Linked DNA regions of Homo sapiens: region 1 is linked to region 2. Evidence: chromatin loops called from intact Hi-C (ENCODE). Cell type or tissue: gastrocnemius medialis. All regions are shown on one strand. Each heading gives the region's core, and the rest is flanking DNA. Links, peaks and the distances in the headings are about the cores only.

Region 1 (16,688 bases), core at 4,500-8,499, 67 kb before region 2:
ATGGGAGATCAGGGCTTATTATCACACAGGCTTCTGGCCAACAGTGTGGCTTATTTGTACATTCCATCTCTCTTCTTCCAGAAGATGAAAGACAGGACATGATACAAGCTACGAGATCATTTTTTTAAAGAAAAATGGGTGGTTGTCATAGCATTTCTGGTGTCAGACTGCAGATATGATCAAGCTGTCCATTTACCCTGGTTCAAATTGAATTGCTGGTAATTAAGAATGGGGAATGGGGTTAGGTCCATCTGAGATCAGACAGCAGAACCATTAAGGACAGATAAATCCCTTTATGAGAAATAAAGAGACTCCTGGTTATTAGACTGTATGTTTGTGGGCTAGGTGTTTGTTTTTAATCACAAAGTTTTGTACACTTGGAAGAGGTTAGGTAAAAACATTAAGCAGATTAACATTTTACAAATATTTTCTTTCCCTGACCGTCCTTTTCTACCTCCTTCCCACAGTTACAACTTTTCAATGTTAGTGCTGATATTCTCTCTCTCTAGTATATCACTGTGTTGGGTTAGGAGCCAGACTGCTTGGGTTCAGCTCTTGGTGCCACCCCTCCTATTTATGTGATCTTGGGCAAATTAACCTCTCTGAGCCCCAGATTTCTCATTAGTAAAGTGAGTTTACTATTATAATATTACCTTCCTCATAGGGGTGTAATGGGGATTAAATGAGTTTTAATACATCTAAAACTCTTAGAATAGTGCCAGCCCATATTAAGTGCACTTGGTAAATATTGGCTTTTTTTTTTAAATCACACCAGACATAGCTGTTTTATGAAAGCATTTCCACAGTAACCATGAGCAAGTTCATTTATTATTATGTTTCATGTTGTGGTAGCTTGTATTATTAGGGTGAAAAATGGCCAAATGTAAATGAACTTATATTTAAACTATTTTTTTCTCACCAATTTTGCTGGATAATTTCTATACTCGTTACATAATATGAGCAGAATCCTATACTCTCTACACATGCCACCATAATTTCTTATGTTTATATTGCATCTTAAAGTTTATAAGTGACTTTCACTTATAAAATCTCATTTGAAACTCTAAGAAAGCCTTGCAAGATGGACAGGGCTTTTCAAATATTCATTCCTATGTTATTTAAGAGATAAGAAAGCTGTGTCTTTCTGTAGTTAAGGGAATTTTGCAAGATCTCAAGGATAGTAAATGACAGAGCTGGGATTACCATCCTTCTGGTCCCAGTAGCTCACTCATGGTCAGGGTCTAGGAGCTTGTGGACAAACATGCACATTAGGGAGCTTGGTGAGCTGCAAGTGGATGGTGTGTATGTCCGTTAGTAAAATGTGTGTACATGCAATGGCTTCTACCTAACACAGAAATTAGGTATTAAAAACCTTCGTAAGAGAATTCACAGTTGAGGCCATTATTTCAAAACTAAGAATGGGCAATAGAAGTCCCAAATGAGTCTATGCAAGCCTTTAAAATTTTATGTTACTAAAGTAACTTAAGACAGTACCATAAATTAGGACTATCTCACTGACAGTTTACACATTTTTAGTGAGTAGCAAGTAATTCCAGGATCTCCCTTGCCAACATTTGCAGCATGTCACCTTTATGGTTTTTGTTTGTTTGTTTTGCAGATACTGACACAGCACACTGCAATTTTTTTCTGGGTCTGCTCTGCCATCTAAATGTTCAATGCCTGTCTGGTTTTATGACTTCATATTATTGATTTCTGCCATTCCTGCGGCCTGCATCTGTCAGCCCCTCTTAGACGCCTCTAAGCTTTCTTCCTTTGCTCAGACACAGCCAGAATGCAATACTAAGGTTCTACCTTCCCTTACCTCCTTTGTCTTACTCAAGTCTTCTAAGACCAGTCTTCCTTTTCTGCTATTTTCTGTATCTCCTGTTAAAATTCTCAAACCCCAGAACATCTTTATTAATTTGTCTTTAAAAGACTGACCTAGAACTGAAAACTTCACTGTTTCAGAATAAAAGTATGGGTGCCACAATTTTGCATAAGCTTTCATTCAATTCAGCTAAAAAGTACGCATGGAGTTTCTATGTATGCTCTCCTAGTTCCTCAGGAAAATTCCCTTTGAGGGCCTGGACCTTTGTGATTCATCCAGGCTCATTTGGATTCAGTTCCCTTTTCATGGGATGCCTGTGGAATAAATAAAGTATAGCTATTGTTTACTGTTATTAATTAAGTCTGCCAAACTTTTCTTTTTTCAGCCCCACCTTTCACCTCACCAAAGCCGAACACCTGTACTACCAAAAGCCTCTTGATAGAGCTATGTTTTTATTTGAAAAATGCGAGCTAGCTCTGTAGATATTTCCTTGTAGGAATGTTAAGGAGAAATATATCCGATTGTATTGCCAGTTGGTTGAAGGGATGTTGTAATTGATAACCCCGTACCCATGAGTTCTGACCAGGGATAAGTAATAAAAGCATCAGAACCTCTTTCTCTTCCTGATGAAATAGTGTAGTAGATGCTGTGATGTGCAGCCCAGGTGCCTGCTTTAGGACCCAGGCATTCATTTTCTCAACTGCAGCTAGTGAGGGACACTGTTCTCACATGTCATTCTCTCTGCCCAGTTGCTCACTGCCTCTGGGAATTGCTTTGCCCAAGGTTGTGATTGCTCCCAGGAGGAAAGGGGCAGAGAGTATCCAATAACCTTTTATCTAGCACACCAGTGCCCAGCCCCTTGCTTCAATTTAAGACGACTGTAAAGGACCTTGCAAGCGTTCAAACTCCCCACTGAATCCAGAGACCTCTATTGAGAGTGTATCACAGTATAGGTCCTCTCTCTACCTAATCCCGCTTCCTTCCCTTTCCTCCAGAATTTATCCCAAGGGCACTCCCGACAAACCTCTGGCACACAAATCTCAGAGTCTTAGGCTCTGTTTCCCAGGGAACTCAACCTCAGAGAATTAATCTGATTATCTGTGCAGTAGGTTGGCTGAAAATGGAGGGCAAAATCCCCCCAGAGTCCTCCCACCATTGCCAAGCAAATGGCACTGGTCCAGAATTGTTTTGACCGTTAAATCTCATATTTGGCAGTGAGATATTTCTTGACATGGAACTTCATAAGGAATACTGGAAGTATTCAGTTCTTTAACTTATATCTTTTAGTGAAAATTCCTTTTTGTTATACACACACAACTGCCCTCCCCCCCAAAGAATGGTTTAGCTTAAAATGACCCTAAATTTGTACTTTTAAAATATCATCCTCAGTGTTGAGGTTAGGCAAGCAGTAGTGAACGTGGAAGACATGATCCCATGGTGGGGAGAGAGGCAAGTCAGGAGATGGTTACAACACGGCCAGAGAGCCTGTGATTCGGGCAACTGTGCTGTCCTGAGAGGATACATAAGAAAAGTAGCTAACTGGGGTTGAGGAGATTTAGAGAATGCTTTTCTCTACTTGCTGAGGGCCAGGGATTGGATTGGTGAGTGAATCTTGGGATCCTGAGGGAGGGGTGGAGGTTTTAGGGAGAGCCTTGAAGAAGAGACAAGATCCTGGTGGGCTTGAGTAATGAAGAGAAGTCCATAGTTCTGTCCATGGAACACGGTTTGAGGTGGGGTGAGGTGACAACAGAGGCTGAAAAGGTGAGCGGAGGTCAGATCCTGCAGGGCTTAGTGAGACAGGTTAGAGAAACAGAGCTGTATTCTCTGAGCAATGGAGAGGCATCAGTGGATTTTAGGAAAGGAGTGAGCTAACCGTATTTGCTTACTTTGTGAGTCTAATATTTGTGAGTTGGATTATGATCATTCATAATATAGATCAGTAGAGTCAAGTTGACTGAAAAAAATTAAAATCAGTGCCCACAAAATAATCAAGATAAAGGATCGTTCTTTTCCATGTGCATTGATTGTGAGAGGCCTACATTTAAGGACACAAGTGGATCTCAAGAATACCAAGGACAAGAGAGAATGGGACATCTGATGGTGGAGGCATGTGAACTAAGAATACTGAAGCAGCCATTCTGTGTGTGTGTGTATGTATGTGTGTGTGTGTGTGTTCTGCTCTCTGCCTGGACAGCATTACTTCTGTTCCTTTCTTTTCTTTTTCTTTTCAGTGTATCCTTGTCTCTGTCTCTTTTTTTTTCTCTGTCTCTGTTGCTTTAAATTTTCTCTCACTAGGTCTCTCTCTGCCTCCTTAGGCAAAACAGGCACCTAAAACATATCTATTAAAGAGATTCCCCTGAAGGACAGTTCCCTGAGTCCGTTCATAGCCACAGCATTTCTGGGTTACCAAAAATGCCTGGAATGACATAGCTGAGTGGCTGGGAGCTCCCAGTCTTCGTGGGAAGTCATTTTCTGTCATTGACAGTTTTAGGACTGAATAGAAATCATACATTTTTTTCTGTTATTTTATTCATGTCTAAGCTTCCTTAATTAAAAAATGATTATATTCTCCATGGAGTAAATATTTGATCTTAAACTTAGCAGGTGCACTGGCATCAGTACTTCTCAGGAAGCTTTCCCCAAACTCAAATCTGCTGTGAATGACCCAACCCAAACTCTACCAATAAGTCACAGTTTTCCTGCAGAAACTCATTCTTTTTCAGATTGCTAAATTGTGGGGGAGCACCTGAAGACAGATATTGATCTGTTAAGATAAATGAGAGAAAATGACCAGAACAAATAAACTTTGGGGAACCAAATTATAGAAACCATCTATCCCCATCAAAATCCCTGCTCCATTCAGCTGTTCTTCATTTTGAGAACAAAAAAAAGGACAAACAAATGTTGACTGATAGACTTGTTCAGGTTTGAAGTTTGTTTTTGTGTAAAGATATTATTGGAGCTACTGCTGCTTTCTTGATGTTTGTCGTGTATTTTTTTTCCCCAACTCTGTTCTGTTTGAAGTAAGATGTTACTTCACTCTGACAATTGGGATTGCCTAATTGATGTTGCCAAGGAAGAAGCCTCTCTTGGTTTCTGTGTCACTCTTGTGCACTCAGAAATGTCTCTAATCCCTCTAATGATTATCTTCACGGCATGCAAGCACATCTTACCCTGAGAGTAGAACAGTGGCTAAGGAAACAGAGTGAAATCTTAGCCAGAATGTTCAGAGCATGGAGTTACTTGAACAGACTGCCTCTTGATTAAGCTGGAATATTCTACAGTGTACGTTTTCACGCTCATTGAATGAAGTTTACTCAAATATTTTTATATAAATGAGTACCTTCTCAGTGTAATGACTCTTTGGAAGGGAGTGAGGGTAACATGAGAAAGTTGAGAGAAATAGGTAGGCTCTTGTTTCAGGTCTGTTGTGGATATTGTGACACAATACATTAGGCAAGTCCCTTGACATTTCCTGCTAAAGGAGGTCAGACTGGGTGGTCACTAATACCCTTTCCACAAATCTCGTGTTCTGGATGGATGCATTTTGGGACCTGATCTAAGACAGTTGTTCACTTTTGTAAGTAGTTCCATTCTCATTCTAAAAGTCAAGATTATAGAAGAAACTATGTTCATGAAATTGGTGGTTCTTATTCCTCCGGAAAGCAAAAATTGATGCGTTTGCCATTTTAGCTGTAGAAGAGTGAGGTGCAACATGTTATTACTTCTCTGTGCATTTGTGAGTGAGTGGACATATCTATGGGTGTGTGCCTGCATATATGCATACATGTGTGTTTGGGGAAGGATGGGTTTTAAGGGACCGAAAAAAGAACAGTTATACCAGCAAAATATGGTGGACAGCTTAAGCACCAAGCGGGCACTTTTCCTTTCTCTGCTTTTTATATCAGTTTTTATGCTACAATTGCTGCCTTCTATTTAATAGAATTCCTCCACCTCTCCATGATCATTTTCTAGGTCTTCCTGGTGGGAGTTATTTCTGTTTCTTACGCTGTACCCAGCAGGTCCTCAGTAAAGACTTGTTGAATGGAACTGAATATAATTATGTTTCAAATATTAGCTCTTAGAGGTAGCAATTTTTTAAGGAATCTCAAGTGCCGAAGTCCTTAGGGGTAGGAAAGCCTCAAGCATGCAAACTGAGTTATGCGGAAGACAGTCATGCTGCCTTTTGTGCTGCAAGACCTGCTGACTTACTCAGTTGTTCTCCTGATTGCTCTAAGAAGTGCTACATTTACTCTCCTCTGCCAAATTTGTAGGGAACATCTATTAATACAGTCATGCATCACTTAGTGACAGGAATGTGTTCTGAGAAATGTGTCATGAGACAATTTTGTTGTGTGAACATATAGCGTGTATTTACACAAACATAGATGGAATCGCCTACTTACATACCTACCCTGTATGGCATAGCCTATTGCTCCTAGACTATGTTACTGGACCAATTACTGTAATCAATTGTAACACAGTGGTACATATTTGTATATCTAAACGTTAGAATAGGCACAGTAAAAATATGGTATAATCATATGGGACCTCTGTCGTATATGTGTCTGTTGTTGACTGCAACATCGTTATATATGGTGCATGATTGTACTTAGGATTTGTTCATGGATTAGTGGTTTCCATCTCTACTGTCAGCATCCTGCTGTAAGACACCATAGTTTCTTCCCATGATGATGTAGTAATCCCCTAAACTAGTGGTTTTTCAGATCTTGATATGCGTCAAAATCACCTTGGAGGGTTTATTAAAACACAGATTACTTGTCCCCACCTCCAGAGTTTCTGTTTCAGTAGATCTGGGGTGGGGCTCTGAAAATCTGCTTTTCTAACAAGTTCCCAGGTGATGTTTATGACATTGGTCCTCAGACCTCACCCTGAAAATCTGCACCCTACATAGTCTACATGTCTCTTTTCTTGGACCAAGGCTCATTATGTGTGCAGAAGCTGGAGTGATCTGTTATAAACATAAATTAGATGGCATTATTCTCTCTTAATACCTTCCAGAGTTCCTGCCCCAGCCTATGAGGGTGATATGGTCTGGACCTCTATTGGTACCCAAATCTCGTGTTCAACTGTAATCCCCAGTGTTGGAGGTGGGGCCTGGTGGGAGGTGATTGGATCATGGGTGTGGATCCTTCATGAATGGTTGGTCACCATCCCTTTGGTGCTGTTCTCGTGATAGAGTTCTCATGAGATCTAGTTGTTTAAAAGTTAAGCCGGGTGCAGTGGCTCACACCTGTAATCCCAGCACTTTGGGAGGCTGAGGCTGATACATCACTTGAGGCCAGGAGTTTGAGACCAACCTGGAAAACATGGCAAAAACCTGTCTCTACTAAAAATACAAAACCTAGCTGGGCATGTTGGTACATGCCTGTAGCCCCAGTTACCTGGGAGGCTGAGGCACAAGAATCGCTTGAACCAGGGAAGCAGAGGTTGCAGTGAGCCAAGATCATGCCATTGTACTCTAGCCTGGGTGACAGAGCAAGATTCTGCCTCTAAATAGATAAATAAATAAAGTGTGTGGCATCTCCCCCCTCTCTCTCGGTGCTGCTTCTGCCATGTAAGATGCCTGCCTCTGCATTGCCTTTCGTCACGAGTAAAAGTTTCATGAGGCCTCCCCAGAAGCAGAAGGTACTATGCTTCATGTACAGCCTGCAGAACTGTGAGCCAATTAAACCTCTTTTCTTTATAAATTACCCAGTCTCAGGTATTTCTTTATAACAGTGCTAGATGAACTAATATGGAGGCCTGTGTATTCTGACTCATGGGGCCACCAGACTGGACCCTGCCTGACTTCCCAACTTTGTCTGCCCCATCTGCACCTTCCTCACCATTCTACTGTATCACCTGCCTCCATTCAGGACCTGACCATACCACCTGTTCTTTCCAACTCTTCACAGAGTCTCTGCTTTTGGTGAGAAGCATTCTGCTCTCCTTTAATTTCACCTATTACTACCTGAACATCCTTTTCCTCTCAGCAACATTGTTACTTCTTCATAGAAGACATCCCTAACATACAAGAAAATGTTGTATAGTAATACTGCTTATTCCTTTTTCCCCTTTTTAGTCTTTAGCACAATATTTTATGGTATTAATTTGTGTTTTGACCTTATGAATAACCGTATTTCACCTTAGATTATAAACTCCATGAAGGAAGGGACCATATATGTTTTGGTCACTGCTGAATCTTTAATGCATAGCAGTGCCTGACACATGGTAGATACCTACGAAACATTTTTTCAATGAGTGATTGGATGGGTTGTAACAGAAATCAGTTTCTCTACTCACAAAACTTCTGACAAAAAAATGAGTAGTTTTCCATATATTGTACTTTTCCAGTTCCCTGGGGATACCAATTGGATATACACACAATTTAATTCAATTCTGACAGTAACTCAAGTTAGCATCAACCTCATGAGTTAAGAGCTCAATCCCTCAAGACTGCCCCCTACTTCAGATGCCAGTAGTAGGTCCCTAGATTACTACCCACATTCTTACCTGACGTGGCTACAAATTGGGTGTCTCATGACCCCCTCCTCAGGTTCAATGATATGTCATGATGGCTCACAGGACTCAGGAAAACACTTTATTTACCGTTACTGGTTTATTATAAAGGATATTGTAAAGGATACAAATGAACAGCCAAACAAAGAGGTACATAGGATGAGGACTGAAAGGGTCCTGAGTGCAGGAGCTTTTGTCTTTTTGGAATTGGAATATGCCACCCTCCTGTGACGTGGATAAATTCACCAACCTGGAAACTCTCCAAACCCCTAGATTTAGGCTTTTTATGGAGGCCCCATTGCTTAGGCATGATTGATTAAATCATTGGCCATTGGTGATTGACTCGATCTCCAGCCCCTTCCATTCCATAGAGGTTGGGGGTAGGGGTGAAAGTTCTAATTCTTCAATCTTGCCCTGGTCTTTCTGGTGACCCACTCCCATCCTGAAGCTATCTAGGGTCCCCGGCCACCAGTCATCTCATTTGCATACTGAAAGCTACCACTCTGGAGATTCCAAGGGCCTTAGAAGCTGGCTTAAGAATCAGACTAAGGCCAAATATTATAACAAAGGATTCTCCTATTTCCCTTATCACTCAGAAAGTTACAAGAGTTTTAGGAGCTCTGTGTCAGGAAGTGAGGGCAGAGACAAATAGATATTTTTTATTACATTGTAGATGAATGTGATTCTGAAGTGTTGGAGGTTGTAGAAAAATCTTAGAAGAGGAGGGAAGGAGTACCTGCTACCTAGCATTTGTCTATTGCTATGTGCACTGCTTTATCTGTCAAATGAACATATGCAAGGTCTGTTTTTGAAATTTTTGCCAAAGAGCCCAGAATTGGCAGATGGAATCAACATCTCCATCACCAACACTCTGCTTGGTCATATTGAGACGGGATAGTTCCCTTGAACCCCTTCGCAGGCAGGAACTGGAGTGGCTTGTTTCACTCAGCTCGCCACTGGCCACTCCTCGCCAGAGGGAGCGTGCAAGCCAGTGCAGGAACTGGAGCTAACAAATGCTGGAACCAGCCGGTCGCTCCTCTCTGGCAGGAGCAGGCTCTGTGCAGGCCCTGCAGCAGCATCCAAGCATGTTACAACCAGTGATCTTCAGCTCTGCCTTCTGGGGATGGCCAAGTGCCAACCAGCTCAGTGTAGGGTCAGGATGGCAGCCCCTGCCCTTTTGGCACCGGGGTTCTTGTTTGGCGTCCAGGAAGAATCAGGTCACACTAACTGTTTGAAAGGTGATGAATGCAGAAGACTTTATTGAGTGGTGGGTGGCTCTCAGTCGAAAGGGAGTCTGGAAAGGGGATGGGAAGGTGATATTTCCCTGAAGCCTGGCCATCTCTGGCAGGGCCACTCTCTGAAGCTGCACCATCTGAAGTTAGTGGTGTCTCTCTGTAGTCTCCAATCCTCAGTTGCTTCTCTGCCCGCCGCTCAGCCGCTTGTATCCTCAACGCTCAGCCATTTGTGTTGTTCCGCCAGCTGAAGTCTTTTATGGGCACAGGATAGGGGGAGGGCAGGCCAAAAAAGCAACATTTGGATGGAAAAACAGGGTCAGCTGTTTTCAGTTAGGGCCTCAGTTCCCAGCTCTAGGGTGAGGTTTAGCGGGGAGCCCAGCCGTTCTGTATCATTATCAGCTCAAAACAGTGTCTCCCTTAAAACTCCTTCCTTGGGTAATCTGATGCTGAAGTTAATAAAACCATGTCTGTGACTGAAAGAACTAATTCGTGTATCTTTGAAATGTAGTACCCCTTATGCATAATAAGGTCAAAGTTTTCAGAAACATTTTTGGCTCAAAATAATGGAATTATTTCGAAGATAGTCTTGTGGAATTTCAAATGCCTTCCTTCTTGGGGTTGTCCTTTCCTTTGGCATCGCCTATTTCTCTGGGGAAATTTTGCCCCTTCTTGGACTCCACACCTTGCTTGTGTCTTTTCTCGCCAATCTTCTCTTCCTAGATTCCATCCATGGAACCTGTGCTCAAGGAAAATCAAAGCATTCCTCAGAATTCATGGACAGGTAGGGTCATCGCAGTTACATGACAAAGCAGATTATGAACCCAAGTCTGCTATTTACTCACTTACTCTAGCACAGCACTAACCTCCCTACCTACATATTGAATTCTAATTTTCCTTTTGAGTTGTGTGCACTTCAGGAGTTAGAGGGGAGTGATCATGAAGGCGCCACATTATCAAATTCAGGTAACCTATGGGATCAGTCTAAAAGTGATGGAGGCATTTAAGACAGAAATCCACGGCCTTTACCACCATTTGGTCCATGCAAAGGGGTGGTCCCAGAGTGATGTGTTTTGCCTCCAGGGTTTTCAGAATTTTTTTTTTTTTTAGAAGTTCAATTTAAGGGAAGCACACTGTCAGATGGAAATAATAATTTGAATTTGACATTGACACAGTTCACTTAGGTGCAAAAATTGCCAGGGAGTCCTAGAAGGTAAAAGTGAGGTGAGGAGTCAGAGAAATTTGATACATCTGGAGTTAGTGTGATACTGTCAATGACCATAGACAGTACTTTTTTTTTTTTTTTTTTTTTTTGGTCTGCTCAGTGTTTCTTTTCTGGTATCAGAACATGTTTCTTCATTATGGAGAACTACCCCTCCCACCCCTCTTCTCCCCATTCCTCCTGCTTTACAGCCTTATTGTTGGAAGACAATTCTTGTGGATCTTTCATATTTCTGCACATCTTGTGTCAGCTCTTGTTTCAGAGGATCTTTTCAAGGATGTTTATAGTAAACAGCCTTGGATAATAGAGATAGGGCTTCCCTGCAGGAAATGGCTAGGTTTGTTTCCTGACTAGAATAATAAAGATAATATCTCCCTCCAGGGTGAAGGGTGAGCAGGTTTGCTAGCAGCCTCCTTCTAAGATCAGGGGTTTCCTAAACTTGAGGCCCTCACATATGAGGCAAATCAACTGTATGTATGCAGCACCTACCTGGGCCACTCTGTATGTTTTTCAAGGGACTTGTGGAGCAAGGGGAGCCAATGTGAATATGAAGCACAGACTGCTTTCTGTGCCATGAGTAATCAAGTTTTTTGTCTCTGACCCAAGGGTCTAGCAGCATGTGTGAAGCTGTGGGAGGCTCTCTTCTTAACTGGCAAGGAAGGTAAGATCTCAGACCCCTCACGGCTCTTGACAGCTGACTGTTGGTTGGAAAGCCTGGCCAGTGAGAGTAGAGCAGGCTCCTGTCCACAAGGATCACTTTGGTATAGTCGGATGACAAAGATCAGGCCCATAGGAAGGGTCTTCAAGGCTTTTGCTGGAGTTACTGGGCAAGGGATGTAGAATAGGAGCCTAGGCATCTTTGTGGTTACCTGGGGAGAGCCCCTTGAGAATGAGTCCCTTTACAGAGTAAAGCAGAGTCAAGAAAATGAGAGAGGGGAGGGGCAGAAAGCAAGGGAAATTGATTGAGGTTGAAATTGAGATTGATTTTATTTGGGAGTGTTGATTGAGAGCCTGGATATCGCGCTGCCTTTTCTGTTACATAAGTCAGTACATTCACTTTGTTTGCTTAAGCCAGTTTGTGTGGGAATTTCGATATTAACAAGTGAAAAAGTCCTGTCAAATACAGTTGCAAAAGAGTGGGTTGACCATCCCAAGAGGGACCACTACTCTAGAGGTTTCTACTCAAGCTTTTCCTGTGTGAGCATATAACCTTCAACTGCTTACCCACTCTAAAATACATCTAAGCAATGGCTATTAGGGTATAGAACTTGAGCTTGGTGCCTCTCCCCAGATGGCTCCCTGAGCAGTTATCTCTTTTTTGATGCTCTGCTTATATATCTGTGTGTCTGCTTCCCCAAGATGATGTGAAAACTGTAAATCAAAACAAATGCAGAATGCTATGGAGAGACAAGATGGGTGCAGTAAGAAAGGTGAAAAACATGGAAGATGGCAATGCTTTGGAACTCCTGGGGCCACACCCATGTAAGGAAGTGAGGAATTTGGGATTGTAGAGGTTTTTGCCTCTAAATTCATCACTCAAAGTTGTTCTGTGGCCCTGCAGAGAAATGATAATCAAGTTATTGTTATTATTATTCTGTGGGAAAGCACTGTAGAATTTAGGATTACACAATGAACCCTGTGAGGTGAAAAGATTGGCAGCTTCTTCTTTTAAAAACAGCTTTGTTTCTAAAGTGGAGAAAGATTATTTTCTTTTGCTTTTCATTTCTTTATGTTATGTTGTGTGTGAGCACAAATATGCATGTATATTAATGTATAGCCATGACCATGCATGTTTGCATGTGTATACATGTGCATGTACATGTGAGCCTATGTGCACATATGTGTATGGGCGGGTATGCCTGTATATGTATGTGTATCTAGGCATTTATCTTTCTAATTTGGATAGCAGAATTATAATCATCTTTCCAATATTTGATTAATAATTTCACATAATTCACAGTGTTTCTTTTACCAAATGTCGTTTTACCTTTCCAGTAATAGTTTCAATTTGTAGTTGGAGAAGAGGCATAAAGAAGTAGATAAAGATTATCAGGTAAAGTTGTGGCAGAGGATGCTAATAGATGAAAAAAAAAAAAAAGAGGATCAGAGGTTTAAAAAAAGTGAGCAAAGAACCAGTTCAATTACTGAGACTTCTATGAAATCCCATGCAAGGCTGCTTCAATTCCGTTGCCAGACTTTTTTTCTGACTTCTTGTCGTACAAACCATGTGTTGGTCTCCTAGGCAATGCATCACTGTTCTGAGATGCTTTGCTCATACATGTTCAGGCTTCCCTCCATGCCCTCATGTTTTCTGCCTCTGCACTTATATTTATCCCTTGCCTGAAATAACATGCTTTTCCCTTCTGAGCCCTATGTGTCTTCATTTCACCCCAGACAGACTCACTCACCCAGCCTCTGGGTCTAAATTGCCCCCTAATTTACAAAACCACGTGACCCTTCCAGGTAGATGCCGTGTCTTGCTTTCTTTTTGACCCAAAGCAAGCAAAAATGTTGAGTGATGCTTCTCACTTTCAACACACACACACACCTCAAGTTAATTCTGAGATCAATTTTTTGAGACTGGTCCCTGGGACATGTCACCAGTGAGATGAAGATGTATGAGAGTGCAAAGAAGTTGGAGTTCTTTTTCTTTTCTTAAGAGGAATTTTCACTTGCGAGCAAAATTTTAATTGGATGTCTAAACTTCCAGATAAGCTTTTGTTCAACATTTGTCATGAATTTATAGGGGAAGTAAAAAATCAATATTCTGCAGTACTTCTTTCATCCCAAGGAGGTTGAAAGACTTTAGCTGCAAAGTGAGGAGATCAGAAGAGAAACAGATTTATTAAAGAAAAAAACACCTCATCTTACCAATATCATTTGGAAGAACAGACCCTTTCTGAAGCAATTTCTGATCTCCTTTCCAAAGGCGATCACTATTAATAGGCAACCATGAAGACGAGAAGCAAGAAGAAGGTTCACAGAGAAAAATGCAGAGTGCAATTTTCTATTCTCTACTCTTTTGTAGAAAGAGATCCCAGTTATAAGTATGAACAATTTGCAAACATTTAAGCCAGGAGTTCTGCCAAATTTAAATGCCTTTGGCAATCAAGACAAGAAGCATCTCTCTCTGATATAACTCCAAATAGCTGGAAAATGACAAATAGGGCAGAATTTCCCATGCACCCTTCCTACACACACACTAGGTTTCTTTGTAGAACAGTAATGTCATCTCATAACTTTTTCACTAGCTGCAGTTTGATGTATATGTTTGAGAATTTCCTTGTTTCCTTTTGTCTGAATGCTTTGATATTGTAGGGGAGAAAAAGTCATAACTTTTCCTCACTCATCACAAGGTTTATGACTGAGTTCCGTAAAAGAAAAGGAAGATTTAAGCCAGAGAAAAGCAAAGCAAATTTATTAGCCAAATATTATGGGATATGAGAGTCTTCAGAAATGAAGACCCCCAAACATAGGGAAGATCATGTATTTTTATGCTTAGGTTTGATGAAGAACGGACAGACATGTAGAAGTATGATTAGATGAAAAAGGAGTATGACTGAATGGTAATAAACTGGGGGTGGGGGAAGTAGCAAGGTCTGTTTCTTGAGATTGTTCTTGGCCTCTCTGGATAGCATTCCCTCCCTTCGGATATAGGGCAGATCATCTGCCACACAAGAGGCTTCAGGAAAGAAGTTCAGAGAGATCTTTCTGCTTCTGTGGCTTTCTCAGTTTCCTTCAGCTTGAAATACTGAGTATTGTAAGGTGCCACATTTGGGGCTAGTGTTTCCTGTACCCCATCAGCATCATATGTGAAATTGTTTTATTTTTTCCAAAACCTGTTACGAATTTGCTCTAGCAAAATCCACATTCTTATTTCTTATTAAAACAGTCCCACTTAAAGTTTTTAAGTCTCAGTGTTAACAATGTAAAACCTACTAAAGGAGTGTAATTGGATTGTTTGTAACTCAATAAATAAATGCTTAGGGGGATGGATAAAACAAACAAAACAATGTAAAAACTTCAAACTTCTATTTAGTTGATATTTCTTAATCTCAGCTGTCCTCCCTCCCTCTCAACCCCATCATCCCCCTAATCAAGGCTAAACTTGTGGCTCTGGTGGCTAGGAGTGGTGGGGTCTGGGTTATGGTCTGTTCTCTTACGCACTTTTTGCTCTGCCTTCTTGGAATGATGACTCTGATTGATGTTGAGGGCAATGAGGAAGGGAATGAGATGAAAATGTTGCCTTGTATGCCTGTCCATAGTGAAGTTGCATGACTCTTCTTGGTTGGCCCTAATTGCTGACCTAGTTTGCGATTGAGTCCATGAAATCCTTGAGCATGGGTGGTGGCTCCATCAGGCCTCCTGATAACAGTCTCATCTTAAGTGGCTCCCTATGCAAGACTCTACTCCATCTTCTAGTTGATCCCTAGCTGAACACCTCCCATCCTTTGCCGTATCCTATAGCTGTGCCTGGCACGACTATAATACAGTGTCATCTGTGTTTACAGTGTTTCCATCTCTGTTGTCTACTGGTATGTTCAGCTCTAATTTACACACATTTCAGGAGCAGGAAACTTTCCCTTTTTATACCATATCCACCCAGTGCTCTTTACCTACCTCCAGTGGTATAAGGACTTGCTAGCAAGCTCAGTGACTAAACTTACCCCAATTAAGGTACACAATGTTCCCTCTCCTTTTCATGGAGCCTCCCTCCCTCTCCAGTGTTGGGAGAGAGGAGAAGAGCTAATCTTGAGAAATTCTTCAGTTCTGCAGCCTCCTTCTTTTTCTCTTTACTTTTACACCAATAACGTGAATGTAAGAGGTGGGAATTAGGTGGGGGGTAGTTAATGCTGAGTCTACTGACCTGTTACCTTCGTTTCTTCTCTTTTCTCTTCTCTTCTCTTCTCTTCTCTCTTCTTTCTCTTCTCTTCTCTTCCTTTCCTTCTCTTCTCTTCTCCTTTTCTTTTCTTTTCTTTGATGGAGTTTTGCTCTTGTTGCCCAGGCTGGAGTGCAATGGTGTGGTCTTGGCTCACTGCAACCTCCGCCTCACGGGTTCAAGTGATTTTCCTGCCTCAGCCTCCCAAGTAGCTGAGATTACAGGTGCCCCCCACTATGCCTGGCTAATTTTTGTATTTTTAGTAGAGACAGGGTTTCACCACGTTGGCCAGGCTGGTCTCGAATTGCTGACCTCAGGTGATCCACCCACCTCCCAAATGCTGGGATTACAGGCATGAGCCACTGTGCCTGGCCCTTGTTACCTTTCAACATGGCCTGTGGGATGGTGGCTAGGATGTAGAACACTTAAGGCATCTGCTCTAGATTACTGGGACAGCAGAACTCTGTACCTAACATCATCTTTTTATGCTATGGTTAATGCCTTTTACTGAAAAAAGGAAAGAGTGAAAGGGAAAGTATCAGAAAGAAGTAATGAATATTTTCCTTATAGTGGCCCAAAAAATAGTAAGGAAGAGCCTATTAGACATGGAATATTTGGATCTTACTGGGAGAGACTAGTCTCTTTATTCCTGGATCCCAGCATAGTGCCTGACACATGCTTGCTGGGTAAATATTGAAAGAAACTTCCAAATTGCCAAGGTGCTAGAAGGTAATTGTGTGATTTTGCTATACAAATACTAAATTGGAGACAGAGCAACCCTGGAAGAAACATGTTCCCAGTTTTTGTCTCCCCCAACTCTTCCTGAGCTCCAGTGTTTGTTTCCCTTGCCCTGCCCACATAAAACTGCACAATAGAAAAATTGGAATTGTCTTTGAAGTGACCATAGTGAATAGTGGTGGTTGTCAATGCTAAATAGCTATTTTGAAATCTTGGATTTAGCTTGCTATGGCAAAATGAGTGGCATTAAAGCCCTCACTTCTAGAG
Region 2 (16,688 bases), core at 5,417-9,416:
TATTGTAGACTTGTTTATGTGGTTGCTTTATTGTGTTACTACTGGTCTGTGTACTTAATTGTGTTTTTGTAGTGGTAACAGTTTTTCCTTCCCATATTTAGTGCTTCCTTCAAGAGCTCTTGCAAGGCAAGCCTGGTGCTGATGAATTCCCTCAGCATTTCTTTGTCTGAAAAGTTTCTTATTTATCCTTTGCTTATGAAGCTTAGTTTGGCCAGATACGAAATTCTTAGTTGGAAATTCTTCTTCTTTTTTTTTTTTAAGAATGTTGAATATTGGTCCCCAATCTCTTCTGGCTTATAGGGTTTCCACTGAGAGGTCCAGTATTAGTTTGATGTGCTTTCTTTGTAGGTGACCTGACCTTTCTCTCTGGCTGCCCTTAACATTTTTTCTTTCATTTTGACCTTGGAGAATCTGATGATTACATTTCTTGGGGTTGATCTTCTCATGGAGTATTGTACTGGGGTTCTGTGGATTTCCTGACTTTGAATGTTGGCCTGTCTTGCTAGGTTGGGGAAGTTCTCCTGGATGATACTCTGAAGTATGTTTTCCAACGTGGTTACATTCTCTCCATCTCTTTCAGGTACCCCAGTAAATCAGAAGTTTGGTCTCTTAACATAATCCCGTATTGCTTGGAGGTTTTTTTTTTTTAATTCCTTTTCATTCTATTTTCTGTGTTCTTGTCTGCTTGTCTTATTTCAGAAAGATGGTCTTTAAGCTCTGAGATTCTTTCCTCTGCTCGGTCTATTCTGCTATTGATACTTGTGATTGCATTGTGAAATTCTTGTGTTTTTTACCTCCATCAGGTTGGTTATATTTCTCTCTAAACTGGCTATTCTGGCTATCAACTCCTGTATTATTTTATCATGTTTCTTAGCTTCTTTGCATTGAGTTAGAACATGCTCCTTTAGCTCAGCAAAGTTTGTTATTACCCCCCCTTCTGAAGCCTACTTCTGTCAATTCAGCCATCTCAGCCTCAGCCCAGTTCTGTGCTCTTGCTGGAGAGGTGTTGCGGTCATTTGGAGGAGAACAGGCACTCTGGCTTTTTGAGTTTTCAGCATTTTTGCATTGATTCTTTCTCATCTTTGTGGGCTTATCTACCTTCAATATTTGAGGTTGCTAACCTTTGAATGGGGTTTTTGTAGGGTCTTTTTTGTTGACATTATTGTTTCTGTTTGTTTGTTTTTCTTTTAACAGTCAGGCCACTCTTCCATAGGGCTGCTGCAGTTTGCTGGGGGTCTGCTTCAGACCCTAGTTGCCTCCATTTTTCCCATGCCTGGAGGTATCACCAGTGAAGCCTGCAAAACAGCAAAGATGGCACCCTGCTCCTTTTTCTGGAATCTCCGTCCCAGGTGGGTACTGACCTGTTGCCGGCCTGAGTATACCTGTAGGAGGTGGCTGGAGACCTATGTTGGGAGGTCTCATCCCATCAAGAGGAATGGGATCAGGGACCTGCCTAAAGAAGCAGTCTGGCTGCTTTTTGTTAGAGCAAGTGTGCTGTGTTGTGGGGGACCCTTCCTCATCCAGACTGTTTGGATTCTCCAATGCTGGCAGGCTGGAACAGCTGAGTCTACCAAACCACAGAGGTGGTGGCCAACCCTCCCTCCAGGAACTCGGTCCTGTCTCAAGCCTCCAGCCTGTTGCTGTTGATTGGCTGGAATTCCAAGTTAGAGGGTCTTAACTTATGAGTTGCTATAGAAGTGGGGCCTGCAGAACAATGCTTCTTGGCCCCCTGGATTCAGCCCCCTTCCTAGGGATGTGTACAGAGAGATCTCCTGCCTTGCTGGGGATCCCAGGGCCAGAGTATGTAAAACTCTTGGGTGTCTGTGTGTGCCTGAGCGGGGGCTCTTCTGAGGCTCCACACAGCTCTGTGTATCAGACTCCAGGTCGTGATGGTGTGAGCTCACGAGGGGATCTCCTGATCCCACGGGTTGCAAAGATCCCTGGAAGAAGCATGGTTTCTCCAGCAGGGTTGCAAAATCACTTGCCACTTCCTTTGGCTGGGGGTAGGGTTCCTTTGGTTCCATGCCACTTCTGGGTGGGCTGTTGGCCCACCATGCTTTTCTTCATCCTCCATGGGTTGAGTCAGTGTGTGTAGTCAGTCCCAATGGGAGAACTTAGACACTTCAGTTTAAGGTGCTAAATTCACTTGCCACTTTCATTCCTCTCTGTGAGTGCCACAGACCTTAGCTGCTTTGAATCGGCCATCTTGGCCGCTCTCTCTGCCATTATTATACTCCGTCTGTAAAAACATTTGGTGAACTAATATGACTAATTGAAAATTGAACCAATGTAGACATTTCCGGATAGGGGAGACAGTACAATGAGGAGAGATGAACAGAAAATTTCACAATACATAGTTAAATATTTATTCATCATAATAGCCCCATAAATTTGGTATTCTTTGCCCAACTTATAGATGAGAAACAGACTTAAAGCTGCCTGGCATTCAGAGTGGAAGAGCTAGGATTCAAACTAAAGCTCTTTGTGTGCAGAGTCCAAGCTCTTAACCACTTAATCATCTTACTTTTCTTGAAGCCTTTGATATGGGGAGAACTGCTTAAATCAAACACAAAACCCAAGAACCACAAAAAAAAGATAAACACTTTTTTTGCTGAAAATGTTTGGCAAAAGATATCAAGACAAAGTCTAAAGATCAAAAATAGAGTAGGGAAAATACTTGTAACAAATGACAGAACAAAAGTTCATATAATATATAACTCATCTGATCAGACTAAGTGATAAAAAGTAAATGACTAAAGTTGAAAAATAAGCAAAGTACATGAACAGGCAGTTCACAGAAGAGAAATGCAAATTGCTGGTACCTGTATGGGAAAAAAAAAGATCCCCTATCTCATTTGTAATCTGGGTATCACAAATTAAAACAATAATGGACACAATTTTTTATCTGTTTCATTGGTTAAAATAAAAAGCAGGTAGAACATTCATCATATGACTGGTGAGGACTCAGTTTAAATATATATATATATATATATACACACACACACACACACACACACACATACACATTCATATGCTTATAATCATAGTATAAATTTTTACAGTATGAAAAATAACCTGGTGGCATCTATGAAAATTAAAATTGTACACATCCAGAAAACCCTCTGGGAAACAATTCTTCAGAAGTCACAGCATATTATATTAAAACATTAGTGTACTGGTAAATGTTTTACCAGTTGCTCTCCAGAACAAAGGAGAAGAAGGAGGAGAGAAATGAAAGGAAGGAAGAGGATGAGGGAGGAAGGAAGGGAAGGAAAAAAGGAAGGAAGAAAGGAAGAAAATCTCGTTGTAGTACTTACCACTGTCCATGCTGTAAATACTCCCATTATGGTCAAGTCCAGGTTACTAATGTGCCATCCCTAAATGCAGAATTGGGGAGAGATGCACACAATTGGCTGTACTGAGTCTATATGAGTGGGCTCCAGCACGCCACTCCATTAAAATATGTGCATAAGGACCTCGATTGCAACATTATCGTGATCCCATAACTATGTCTTCTTCTGTAGTCTCTCTATATGGTTAGAATTGTTAAAAAAAAAAAAAAAGCACTTAATATTTGTGTAGTTTTTGAAATTCTTATAAGAGTTTTAAAGAATAAAATTCACTATATGTTTTACAGTTACCGCATAAAATATTTCAGTATTTTAGAATCTGATTTATTTGGTCCTGGAGTCTCAAACTCAATCAGTCAAGTGCTCTATTACTATTTCCTCATCATCTCTTAGACATTGTAAAGAAATCTGACAGCTCTATTAATAAAATGAATCTTTAGCACTTCAAGGTTGCCAAACGAGTGATAGATAACTTCTTTACTAACCTTGGAGGATGTGTGTGTGACTATATTAAGGAAGCTGTCAGATTTCCTTTTCTGTTTTAAATGCACTAGAATTCAAGTTCCATGAGGTCAAAAGACCATGTTTGCCTTATGCACCAACATTTTTTTCCAGATGCTGGTGCAATTCCTAGCATTTAGACATTAATAAATAATTTAAGTAATCAGCCAGTAAAATAAATAAACGAATATTCTCTTTGTTAATTTTGGCCCTTTTTGTTTGAAAACCATCCTGATAGAGAAAATGACTGCAAAAGAGTGGTCTGGTTTTTTCTTCTATGAACATTAACTGTACTACAATTAGCTAACCTATCTTTTGTTTTTCTTTTTGGAGTGAGCTTTAAAAAAGGACTCATAGAAGAAAAGGCACTTTTATTTCTTCACAATTTTATCAAAAGTCCTTAGTTCTTTCTCTGCTTTAGCCTTCCTGAGACTTTGTATGCATTCTTCACCTTGGACATTTTTTCTTTCTTTGTGAAGAGTCTTTGAAAATATAAGCCTATGAGAGATCTGCCTGTGCAGCCACTTGGTTAGCACTATTTTTTCACAATCCTTTCTTTTAAGGTTCATTTGGATCTTTATGATAATATGATAATTTCCCCCTTTAAGAATCTCCTGCCTCATTTGAGCCACTTTCCTTTTAAATTTGTCAAGCCGCTTTGCTAGTTCTACTTCTTTTGGTTTGATAAGCAAACCAAAAATCTTTCAGGCTCCTGAGCCTACTAGACATAGGTATCATTAGAGATTGGACAGTTTTTCCTAGTTTTATATCTATCTTTGTTTCTCCACCTCAAAAGCCCTTAGGCTGTCATATGTGGGACAGACATTGCATTGTCTCTTCACAGTTCATGATTTATGTAGTGTTTGCTGAATGCTCACTACATGTCTGTCTGAGTCAGTATTGCCTGTTACAAAGTTCTAGGAAAAAAAATGTCAAAATATCTAATACAGTGCAGTTCCTTTGGGCACTTAAATAGTATGTGTGTATGTGTGTGTTGTGTACTGTGTAAGGAAAATATTTACATTTTTTAAAGGAAGAAAGTCTGAAATAGATTGATGTTTAGGTAATTCCAAGTCCTTTTAAAATAGTATAGTATCTGAGCTGTATTTGAGTCAGCTAATCAGGGCAGCAGCTGTGGAGGCTTGTAGACTGAACTTTAGAGTAATACACACAGCAACTCCTTAAACTTTCAGAACTACTTTCCAAATTAGAAACTAACCTGCAGTGGTGTCATAAAATTTGTCGTATCTCTAGACTGCCTGTTTTTTCCTTTCTGCAAAGACAATAAAGAGAAGGGCAATCAGGAAACTTGGAAAGAGAAAGAGGGAATACTCTGTACTAAATAGCAGGCAGACAACAGAGATGTATTTTTTTTGTTAGTGTGAATGTTAGAGAAAGTGAAAACTTAAATATAAGAAAGATCACATAGAGTTTAGACACTCATAATGCTGGACAGATGGCTTTGAGCAAAGCGTGTCACCCAACACACGCACGCACACACACACACACACACATACACACACACACAGCAAAAAACTTAAGGATAGCACGAGGACTAATTAGTTGTGTGTTTGTGATCATGCTTAGATTGCGAAGTGACAAATAACAGTATAAGGTTTGTGGATGTGCCACCTAATTGTATCTAGCTGTTTGAATTTCTTTTGCTATTGTTCTTTCTATTGTTTTGGTAAATATAAAGAAAGGTAGTTAGTTGTTTTAATAAAGAGCTCCATTTTATGAAAAAAACCTTTCCTAAGTGAATGAGTAGGTAATAAATTACCTAAGGAATGATTGCGCTATTTATATCTCTATTTTGGTCCATGAAGCCATTGCTAAGCCACTACTGTTCAGCTTGCAGCTGAATATCTGAATTGTAACTACATTTTATAAAGAAATAAATGGCCTCATTATGTAAAGTCATGCCTATAAAATGACAGTAAACTTCATTATAATTAACTTTTGTACTCTGATTAGGAACATATAAACCTGTCAGAGAATTTTTATCCTGAAATCTGTGACCTAAACATTTCATTGTCTGAGCTCAGGGGACAGAACTGGAATCTCTGAAGAATATGGGTTACTCTCTTCTTCACCCATATAAAATGGACATACAGTAGTCTCCCTTTATCTGCAGGGGATACATTCTAAGACCCCCAGTGGATGCCTGGAACTGCAGATAGTAACAAACCCTATACAGTATATACTATGATTTTTCCTATACGTATATACTTATGATAAAGTTTAATTTATAAATTAGGCACAGTAAGAGATTAACAACAATAACTAACCATAAAATAGAACAATCATAACAAAATACTGTAATAAATGTTATGTAAATGTGGCCTTTCTCTCCAAATATCTTACTGTACTATCCACCCATTTTTGGATTGCAGTTGGCAGTGGGTAACTGAAACCATGGAAAGCTAAACCACAAATAGTGGGGGACCACTGTGCTCTTTGCCCCTTGCCAAATTGTCAAGGGAATATAAAGAATAAAGTCTTCAAAGCTCTACAGAACATATATAAATAATCATTTTAATTTAACACTTTCCTTGAGCAGACAAATAGGCCCTGTGATTTGACGGGTTCCTTTTCGTCTCCATTATCTATGATGGTAATGCATAAATCGCACTCTAACGAGCTCATATGTTAATATCTTCGATAGGATGCTTGATAGATCTGGCAGCCTGGATGGATGTGATTTCTAACCAGCTTCATATTCTAGTTGTGTAACAAACTAGAAGGGCGACAGCAATCCAGTTTGGGCTTTTCACTTTGCCAGGTATAGTAATGAGTTCATCTCTACTTTCTCCTGGGAAAGCACTGAGAATTTTAAGAGATAAAGGTGTTTTAAAATGATGATCAGACATAAATTTGAGCCATAATTTAACAAGTTATTACTAGGATGCTTACTAAGTGAAGGACATTTTACTATGTGTTTGGTAGGAGAAATGTTTCCAAATGCCAACAATACTCATTCCCTTTTCTGAAGGAGCTTAAAATATCATCAAGAAAGTAAAGACTTTAAAGTTGCTTAGTGTGGTTATTTCCACAGTTTTGAATAGTAACTAAGGACATACCTGGATGGAGGTATAAATGGCCACCTGAGATTGCCATTTGTTGAATCAATGAACCTGAGTGGGTTGGGTCAGTGGCTGACTCCTAGTTAGTATTAATTAAGTCTTTAAACAAATGGAAAACTTAGAAAACATGAGAGAAGTAGCAGAATGAGATAACTCTCTGAGAGAACAAGACTTTCTAAGGTTGCTCCAAGCACCTGCTCTGGGACTGGTTAAAAGGTGATGGAGCATATGTTTAATATAGACTTTCTGACTAGACTGATCTCACCATAGGTGTTCACGGAGACTGGATGGGAACATGAGAGAAAATAAGGGGAGACTGTAGAGTGTTAGGTCCTTAAGGGGGACAAGATATGTAGAACTGAAGAGAACAAAAGATATGGAATGCAGATGAATGAGAGGTAAGTAGGAATGAGAGGTAGTAGGCAATGAACAAATTATTATTAAAAATAGGGCCCTATTTTCTGGCCCATATTAAGTAAACTACATGTTTTTGGAACTTTCAATTTTGTTGATTCTTTACAATACTGTCTCTCACCTTGTTTTCTAAATATTTATGAAGTTTTGCTTTCAAAGTTAGATTCCTGAGTGTTTTACCTAGACATTATTTATATACATAAGCCCTGTTTACCTAAACAGTGGTTTGGGATAACTTTATCTATTTAAATAGGATAGCATTCTTTTTCTGCAGATGTCAAACATATTATTGGAATCATGAAGGATGTTGGTTTCAGTGCTGTTATAGGAAAGACAACAAAACTCTAATTTTATATAATGAATCAGAATGCAGGCCATTTCATGCAGTAGGTTTTCTAAAAATAAAAATTAGTTAATCCTTTGAATTTTATGGAAAAGTACAAACTTTTTTTGGACTTTATATAATGGAGAAAATCTGCCAATATTTTTCTTCCCTGTTCCTCTCCTACTTTATCAATAAATTAAGATACAATCATATCAACTTTATAAATCACTAACAACAAAAATGATCCCAGCCTATTGATTAATATTGAATATACTGATGAAGCCAATATAAAATAAGAGCACTTTGTGAGCCAAGAGTTTTGTTGAAACTAGAACTTCATGGATAAGTTTGCCAGTCAGAAGTCAGGAGACCTGTTTCTTGATTCTGAGTTTGCTACACACAACTGGGGCTATTGATAAACCATCTTTCTCTCTAGGTCTCTGTATCTGTGTCTGTAAAATTTAGAACTAAAAGTTTGTTGGTTACAAATAATAATAATAACAAATATTTATTGAGCTCTTACTCTCTGTCAGGCACTGTGCTAAGCCCTTTGTTTGTATTATCCCACTTAATTCAAACAATAGCTTCTTTGACGTAAAATTATTATTATCCCAAATTTTCAGCTGTGAAAACAGAGATGCAAAGTGGACTATGGTGTAATATACTAGGCAGTGCACTGAGTGCTGTTCTTGTATCATTGCCCACTTTGGTATAATCCTCACAATAACCTTGAGGTCTACCTCCATTTCAGAGGGTAGGAAATGAAGACTCCAGGAAGGCAAGTGATTTGCCCACCTTTTCTTCATAAGAACACAACAGATCTAGCACAGATGTACAAGTTTCTTGACTCCTAGGCTGACATTTTTACACTATACACTGCTTACATTAAAACCATTGAAATCTGACATTTTCCATGTCTATAATTTTATCTATAGAAGAAGCCTAGGAATTTGGCAACTCACAAGCTGAATCTGGCCCATAGCTGTGTCTTGTTTGCCTGCACAGTAATTTAAAAAGTTTGTCATTGCCAACATTTTAATGTTAGGAAGCTTCCCATAAACAATCTTGATTTTTGTCTTCTCTTGAAAAAATAGGAAGTTCCGGCCCCTTGTAGCCTCATAGCAAGTGATCGCTGGAACTGAGTCCCACACTCTTAGGTTTCACACTGTGCCCACCCAGCCCTCTTCATTTGCCTGGGGGCCCTCCAGGGCCTTTATGTTCATATGACTTGTGGACTACATCGAATAATTCTATTTCTTCAAAAATCATGGCATTTGAAGGTTTGCAGCACAGCACAGCAAGTTGGTTATTCTACTTGGCTTCTTTCTCATGACATGTATGGGAATGAAAGTCATAGTGGTATGGTTGGTTTATCTTTCACAGGGCTTTTACATACTGAACATTTCTCCAATGTAAGTGACATTTCAAATTCAAGAAGGCAAGCCCAGTCATAATTGGCACTGTCACTGTTCGAGTTTGATGTTGGCACCTCATGTGTTTGCCCTGGTTGAGTAATCTGTTTACATCTGGGTAGGCCACACACAGACAAATGTGAACTCTGTTTATATTCATTTCCTCCCTGGGAACTTGGTTCCTGTGAATCGCAGCTTTGGAAGGCCTGATAGATTGGAAATTTACTGGTATAGACTTGGAAGCAAAAACTTTACGTGAATCCGTTTTGGGAGCTGACCTGAGTAACCTTCTTTGGGCTACAGCAAAGGGGACTTTCCCATTGACAGGTCCAGTTGATTAGAACAATTGTATGAATGCCATGCATGAATATAAGATGATCAATGTAATCAAGACACTCAGTAATCCCATGTTACAGATGAGGCAATTGAAACCCAGAATAGAGTTAGCTAGATGAGTGCCTATTATATATCATAAATATGTCTTAGTAATGAGCAGAATTCTCTCTTATTTCCTGGGTGTCTCTCCCAAACATGTAACAACCAGCTCCACTCCCAGCACTCCCAAAGAAAGACAGACTCACCCCTGCCAAACTTCACTGTCTCTGCCTTCTTCATTTCCTGTGAGCATCAGTATGCAAAGGTTCAAGAGGGATAGGATTAAGTTTAGAAGACCAAAAACTCCTGGGTCTGGCCTCTGTCTTACCCTGTGGGTCAACAGCCTCCTAAGGCCTCCTTCCCCAGTTGTGATAATCTGGCAAAATTCTTGCAGTATTGGCATCAGTAAGCTGCATCTTAAATAAAATCTTACATTTAAGACTTTGTTGAGAGCCCCCATTCTTCAGATATAGAGCTAGGAATGCTGGAAGTCATTTAGAGAAAATTGTCTCCTTTTACTCTCCTTTCCTCATCTCCTCCCACCTCCAGCAGTAGGTTACAGGTAAAATTAGGAGAGGAGTAAATGGAAAAAAATGGGAAGGTCTCCAGGAGGTGAATCATTGGCACCATTTATTATCAGGAATACTTGTCTGGAACCTATTTTTGGAAGCATTGGGATACCTAATCCTGGTTTGTCAGAACTGCAAAATATCTCCTTGCAGAGACCATCTAATTTTTTATTCAGAAAATATAGTCACTTTAGTCTCCAGCATTCTGCTGGGCATTATGAAGCTTACAAAAAGAGCATGCAGAAGGGATGGCCTCAGCTTTCAGGGAGTACATACTCTAGTTGCAAAGTCAGAAATGTGTACAACAGTGTTTATGTAAGAGCCTTAGTCTTCTTCGAAGCACCATCAGCATCATAAAAACACTTAACATGATAAATATTCCCGTATCCATTCTTCATTAATAACACCTAGAGCTTCTCAAGGACAAATGTATTTTTGAGGTGAAAGAAAAGGGATGATATAAAACTAAGGTGAAGAGATGTTAAGCTGCCTTAGGAGTAGAGACCGGGCTGATTTAGAAGTGACTTTATAAAAGGTAATCTTTAATATTCAAGTACTTTAGACATTAATGAGACTACCAAGGGGTAATGTTTAATAACTTACTACAGGTTAAATAGCCAATGATAACTTCTATGCAAACTTGAGCACAATTTGGGATAGTATGGTATGTTTTTAATGCGATTCCTAAGAAAGTGCTGAAGTCTTCCGTATGTATGGGTAATATTGTTGGCAACACAAGATACCATTTTTATGCGATAATGGCACTCCTACATGTAAAAATCCCAGAGAGTGAATCAGCCTTATGGAATGTGTTTCCTGTTTTCTATTTTGCCACAGTTTTCTTTCAGTAGACATGTAGCTTTGAAGGTGAGTATAATTAAACATTCCTTGGTATTGCATCTCTCATGCATATATGAGAAAATTTAGCGGCAAATTTCTTCTCTAAAGAATGTGCAAAACACTTTTGAATTGATCAGCTCTTCTAGTACTTTACTCTGAAACTTGGTTGTTCTGGCTCGTGTCTATTTTCAATACATTGTATGTAAATGATGATTTATTTTCTAAGTGAATTTATCTGACTGTCAGATGAAGCATTCTGCGTGGATGGAGGTGGAAGTTAGAGGAAGGTCACGAGAATATGTTCTGTGTGCCTTCACATTTGGTGCTTAGAGGTCTCTGGTTATTATTGTGCTTCCCTTCCATGCCCTTCTTAATTCTGGCTTTTATCCCAGCCATTGTGACAGCTGTTTGTAATTCTGTTGGCAGTTCATTTCTGGATGAATTACACATTGCTCTGTCTGCTTGTCATTGTTGTGGCCTCTTCAAGTTCCCATGTGATGGGAGAACAAAACAGTCTGGGCTCTGTAAAGGACTCGACTTTCTATTCAAATTGGAATTATTTTTAGAAAGCTTCTGTAGAATCTAAAGTTTCCTCAATCAGCAGGATTCATATAAAGCCATATGTTGGTGTGCTTTCCTCAGAAAAAGCCTTAGAAAAGTTCTTTTAGAATCTCACAGCTTGTGGGAGGCTGCATTCTGTGGGCAGGCCTGCCCCACGCACCTGGAGTCACGGCAAGGTTTCTGTGAGGTGCTGAGTGTGTGAGGTCTTCGGTGGTAATTTGCTCTTGAGGCACTAGACTCAACCAACAAGGGCCAAAACTATATTACAGTGAACTCTGTTAGCAGCCAAGTTGAGGATGCAGAGTGATCTGTTTAATCAATACTTTATCTGGATTGTCAGTTGTAAAAGGCTTAGAAATAATGCAACAAAATACTCAACTCTGAAATAACACCGAGTGTCATTTCACCTTTGTTTGATTCAGAAGGTCCTTTAGAATCTTTGTGTCCTGGGGGAGCTAGTTAATAAAGATTCCAGGTTTAGAATGTTTGATAAATTAGCCTTTATTCTAGTTAGGAAGGGAAATAGACAAGTGGAAATGCCATAAAGTCCTCCTGGCCCAAGAGGGAGATGAGAGGCCTAAGCAAAAATAAGGTATTTGCGGTTAGTGGCATTAGTATTACTCATCGCTCACCGCTATTAAGTACCCCATAAATATTTCACTTCTGGAGTGTAAGGTGGGTCAAAGTAGGACCTCTTCTTTACCTATATTGGACCCTCACCTATTAGCACCCTGTTCTGTAATATGCTTTGAGATATTTAATAATTCTATTGATTTGCAGCAAAGGCCCAGGGTTTTTAGGAAAGTTCTCCCAGAAATGGGCCTCACATTGGTCTGTCTAGCTCATGTAGCCCAGTTCACCCCAAACTGGACTGTCACTCAGAAACAGGTCAAGAGAACGTATCTGATTACACAGGATTTCATGTCCCAGTGGCCTGGAGGGCATAGCATGTGCCACAGGACTGATGTTCTGACTTGGTGCCCTGTCTCAGGGCCAGCTCTCATTTTAGGCTTCCAGGTTCATCCTTCAAAGGGTTGGAAACAGCATCACAATTTTTTTATCTTAGGAGATTTCTCACCCTTGACAAGCCCGCAGGACAAACAGACCTGACCTCCATGGCCCCTTGTCTCTCAGCCCTGGTTAAATGAATATTCACTCTGTGGAGCATCACACCAGGCATCGTGTAAAATTATAGAAGAAGGAGGTGCTGCACTCCTGGCCTTTGAGCATCTTATCAACTTACAGGAAAGACAAAACCAGCACACAACAAAATATATAAAAACTTAAATGTCAGCTGCATATATATATATATATATATAGTTATTTATAAATTCAATTGACATAGACTGGAAATACATATTTATGTATACATATATCTATATGTACATAAAGTTAAGGCATTTCTGAAATGACTGAAGTGACTAGAATTAGAAAAAGGTAGTTTTCTATTGGCTTAGTTTTAGTCCCCCAGAAGTGACCCTGAGACAAGGACTTGAGAGCAAGTAGTTTATTTGGGAGGTATAGCAAATGCCAGTAAGAAGAGAGGGAAAGAATGACAGGAAAAGTAAGGCAGACAACAAAGGGTATGATATGGAGCCAGCTATGACTGTGCACAGCTAGAGCTAAAGCCTATGAAAAAATTCTGGGAAATAATTTAGAACATTTGCCCTGGACTCCTATCAGTAACTGGTTGAGGACTCCTCTCAAGGTGAGTTAATACCCAGATATTCATAGATCACCATACCTGGACAGAATAGTTTCTCGAGAAACAAAACAAAACAAACCTCATGCAAAGAGATGCAGTTAATGGCAGTTTCAAGGCTGGTCTTTGTAAGACCTGAGGGATACAGTAAGGGACCAACATTCTCTGCTACATTCACACATATTAGTGAGAAAAATGGTTTGGAAAGGAGAAAGGGATTTTGAACATTTAGGAAGCCAGTGTCTATAAAGACCCAAAAGTAATGATAGATAACATTCAAACCAGTACAAAAAGCATCCTTATGCAAGTTCCTCAAAGGAGTATGCCTCAAGTGGCATAGGGAAAAAGATCTGGGAGACCAGTTGAACCAGACAGAAAACGAGGAGCAACTTGGGGTACAAGGATTCAGATTGTGATGGCTGCCCTAAGTTAGGATTCCCTGTGATCCACTAGACATGTTTCAGCTGCAAACCATACTGGGAATAGTGGGTAGTTTAGCCACATTGTGGATTATGAAGCATCTACTTTATCTGTGGCATGAAGTCCTGACACATCACAGGAAACATTTCAGAAGAATGAGAGCTGGGTGCTATTGGAGATGCAATGGGTCAGCATGTCCTTCCTTCAACTCACCTAGGTCAAAGAGGTGGGCAGTTGCCAACAAGCACTGGAGGTTTTATACTAGGTCTCCTGTATTTTTAAAGGATAAGACTGACAGCACTGGGATGGTGGGCATGGGGCTCATGATGATTAGTAGTACCTCTAAAGTGGATCTGATGTAATATAGTCTTCTCTTGAATTGCATTGTATGTATAGATCTTCTCTAAGGAGCTGGTAGATGGGAAGTTAAGACTGGCAAAGACAGAAACACTGCAGAGGGCTCTTGTTCATCTGACACTGGTTAGTTATTGACATATTGCTACAGAAGGCCTGTAGCCTAGGCTTTAGCAAATGCCTCCTACAAGGACTCCTGTGTGTCGATCTTTGTTAATGGAAATGTCTATGTGTTTTATGTAACTTTTAGCTGCCCTGGCAGATGTGCCTAGGAATGAGCTCTCTGAGAATGCATCTCAGGGTTAATTATTCTTTAATATGTAAAATCATACTAATATGGTTTGGATGTGTCCCCACACAAATCTCATCTTGAATTGTAGTTCCCATAATCCCCAAGTGTTGTGAGAAGGACCCAGTGGGAAGTAATTTAATCTTGGGGGCAGTTACCCTCTTGCTGTTCTCTTGTTAATGAATGAGTTCTCTTGAGATCTGATGGTTTTATAAGGGGCTTTTCCCCACTTTGCTTGGCATTTCTGACTCCTGCTGCCATGTGAAGGAAAGTGTGTTTGCTTCCCCTTCTGGGATCATTTTAAGTTTCCTGAGGCCTCCCCAGCCATGTGCAACTGCGAGTCAACTGAACTCCTTTCCTTCATAAATTATCTAGTCTTGGATATTTCTTCATAGCAATGTGAGAACAGACTAATACAGTAAATTGGTGCTACAGAGAGTAGGTGTTGCTATAAAGATACCCAAAAATGTGGAATCCACTTTGGAATTGGGTAACAGGCAGAGGTTGGAACAGTTTGGAGGACTCAGAGGAAGACAGGAATATGTGGAAAAGTTTGGAACTTCCTAGAGACTGGTTGAATGGCTTTCACCAAAATGCTGATAATGATATGGACAATGAAGTCTAGGCTGAATTGGTCTCAGATGGAGATGAAGAATCTTGGGAACTGGAGCAAAGGTTACTCTTGGTATACTTTAGCAAAGAGACTGATGGCATTTTACACCTGCCCTAGAAATCTGTGGAACTTTGAACTTGAGGGAAATGATCTGAAATAGGAATGTGCATTTAAAAGGAAAGCAGAGCATAAAAGTTTGAAAAATTTGAGCCTGATAATGCAATAGAAAAAATATATTTTCTTGAGAGAAAGTCAAGCTGGCTGTAGAAATTTGCACAAGTAATGAGGAACCAAATGTTAATCACCAAGACAATAGGAAAAATGTCTCCAGGGCGTATCAGAGATCTTTATGGCAGCCCCTCCCATCACAGGCCCAGAGGCTATTGAATAGGAGCTTACATGAAACGATCTCTAAAATATAGTAAACTTTCACTATCCAGTATGCTAGTACAAGTTTACTGTACCTGCACACATTGCTATTTAAGCTCAAATTAATTAAGATTAAGTATAATTTAAAATTTAGTTTCTTAATCATGGTAGCTTCATTTCAGGAACTCAAAGCTACCAGTGGCTAGTGACTTCTATATTAGACAGCACAGAACATTTCCATCATGGCATGAAGCTCTGCAATAGAACTATAGTGAATGAGCAAAGCGTAACTCAAAAACCTCATTCCCAACACATAAACAAGTCTACAAAATAACCGGCTAGCGTCATGATGACAGGATCAAGTCCACATATAACAATACCACTAACCTTAAATGTAAATGGGCTAAATGCTCCAATTAAAAGACACAAAATGGCAATTTAAATAAAGAACCAAGATCCATCAGTATGCTGTCTTCAAGAGACCCATTTCACATGCAAAGACACACATAGGCTCCAAAATAAAGGGATGGAGGAAAATTTATGAAGCAAATGGAAAACAGAAAAAAACAAGGACTGCCATCCTAATTACTGGCAAAATAGATTTTAAACTACCAAAGATCAAAAAAGGCAAGGGCATTACATAATGGTAAAGGGTTCAATTTAACAAGAAGAGCTAACTATCCTAAATATATATGCACCCAACACAGGAGCCCTCAGATTCACAAAGTAAGTTCTTAGAGACCTTCAAAGAGATTTAGACTCCCACACAGTAGTAGTGGGAGACTTTAACACCCCACTGACGGTATTAGATAGATCACAGAGACAGAAAATTAACAAAGATATTCAGGACCCAAACTCAGCTCTCCATTAGGTGGACCTGATAGATATCTACAGAACTCTTCACCCCCAAAAAACAGAATATACATTCTTCTCATCACTGCATGACTCTTACTCTAAAACTGACCACATAATCGGAACTAAAACTCTCCTCAGCAAATGTAAAAGAACTGAAATCATAACAAACCATCTCTCAGACCACAGTGCAATCAAATTATAACTCAAGATTAAGTAATTCACTCAAAACCACACGCCTATGTGGAAATTGAACAACCTGCTCCTGAATGACTCCTAGGTAAATAATGAAATTAAGGCAGAAATAAAGAAGTTCTTTGAAACTACTGAGAACAAAGATACAATCTACCATAATCTCTGGATGCAGCCAAGGCAGTGTTAAGAGGGAAATTTATAGCTCTAAATGCCCACATCCAAAAGCTAGAAAGATCTCAAGTTAACAACCTAAAATCACTTAAAACAACTAGAGAACCAAGAGGAAACAAACCACAAGGCTAGAAAAAAAAACAAGAAATAACCAAGATCAGAGCTGAACTGAAGAATCTAGAAACATGAAAAACCCTTCAAAAAATCGATGAATCCAGGAGCTGGGTTTTGGAAAAAATATTAATAAAATAGATAGACCTCTAGCTAGACTAATAAAGAAGAAAAGAAAGAAA

What was found. Peaks named below come from ENCODE experiments on the same cell type or tissue, not always from the same donor. Only the 100,000 strongest peaks of a DNase experiment are listed, where the experiment ranks them.
Region 1: it touches region 2 in a loop (2.9-fold over the local background); 1 of 110 quality-filtered maps calls a loop at or near these places.

Annotation. Positions count from the first base shown.
Region 1 is chr3:28,668,376-28,685,063 of GRCh38, forward strand. The region is part of intron 2 of LINC00693 (long intergenic non-protein coding RNA 693); the gene reads left to right. Among named protein-coding and RNA genes, the nearest start is that of LINC00693, 100 kb to the left of the region's middle. In gastrocnemius medialis, for the core only: no CTCF peak of the experiment used is centred there; a DNase peak (open chromatin) is centred at 6,006; H3K27ac peaks cover 2,409 bases.
Region 2 is chr3:28,734,815-28,751,502 of GRCh38, forward strand. All of the region lies in intron 2 of LINC00693 (long intergenic non-protein coding RNA 693), which reads left to right. Among named protein-coding and RNA genes, the nearest start is that of LINC00693, 170 kb to the left of the region's middle. In gastrocnemius medialis, for the core only: no CTCF peak of the experiment used is centred there; no DNase peak of the experiment used is centred there; H3K27ac peaks cover 4,000 bases.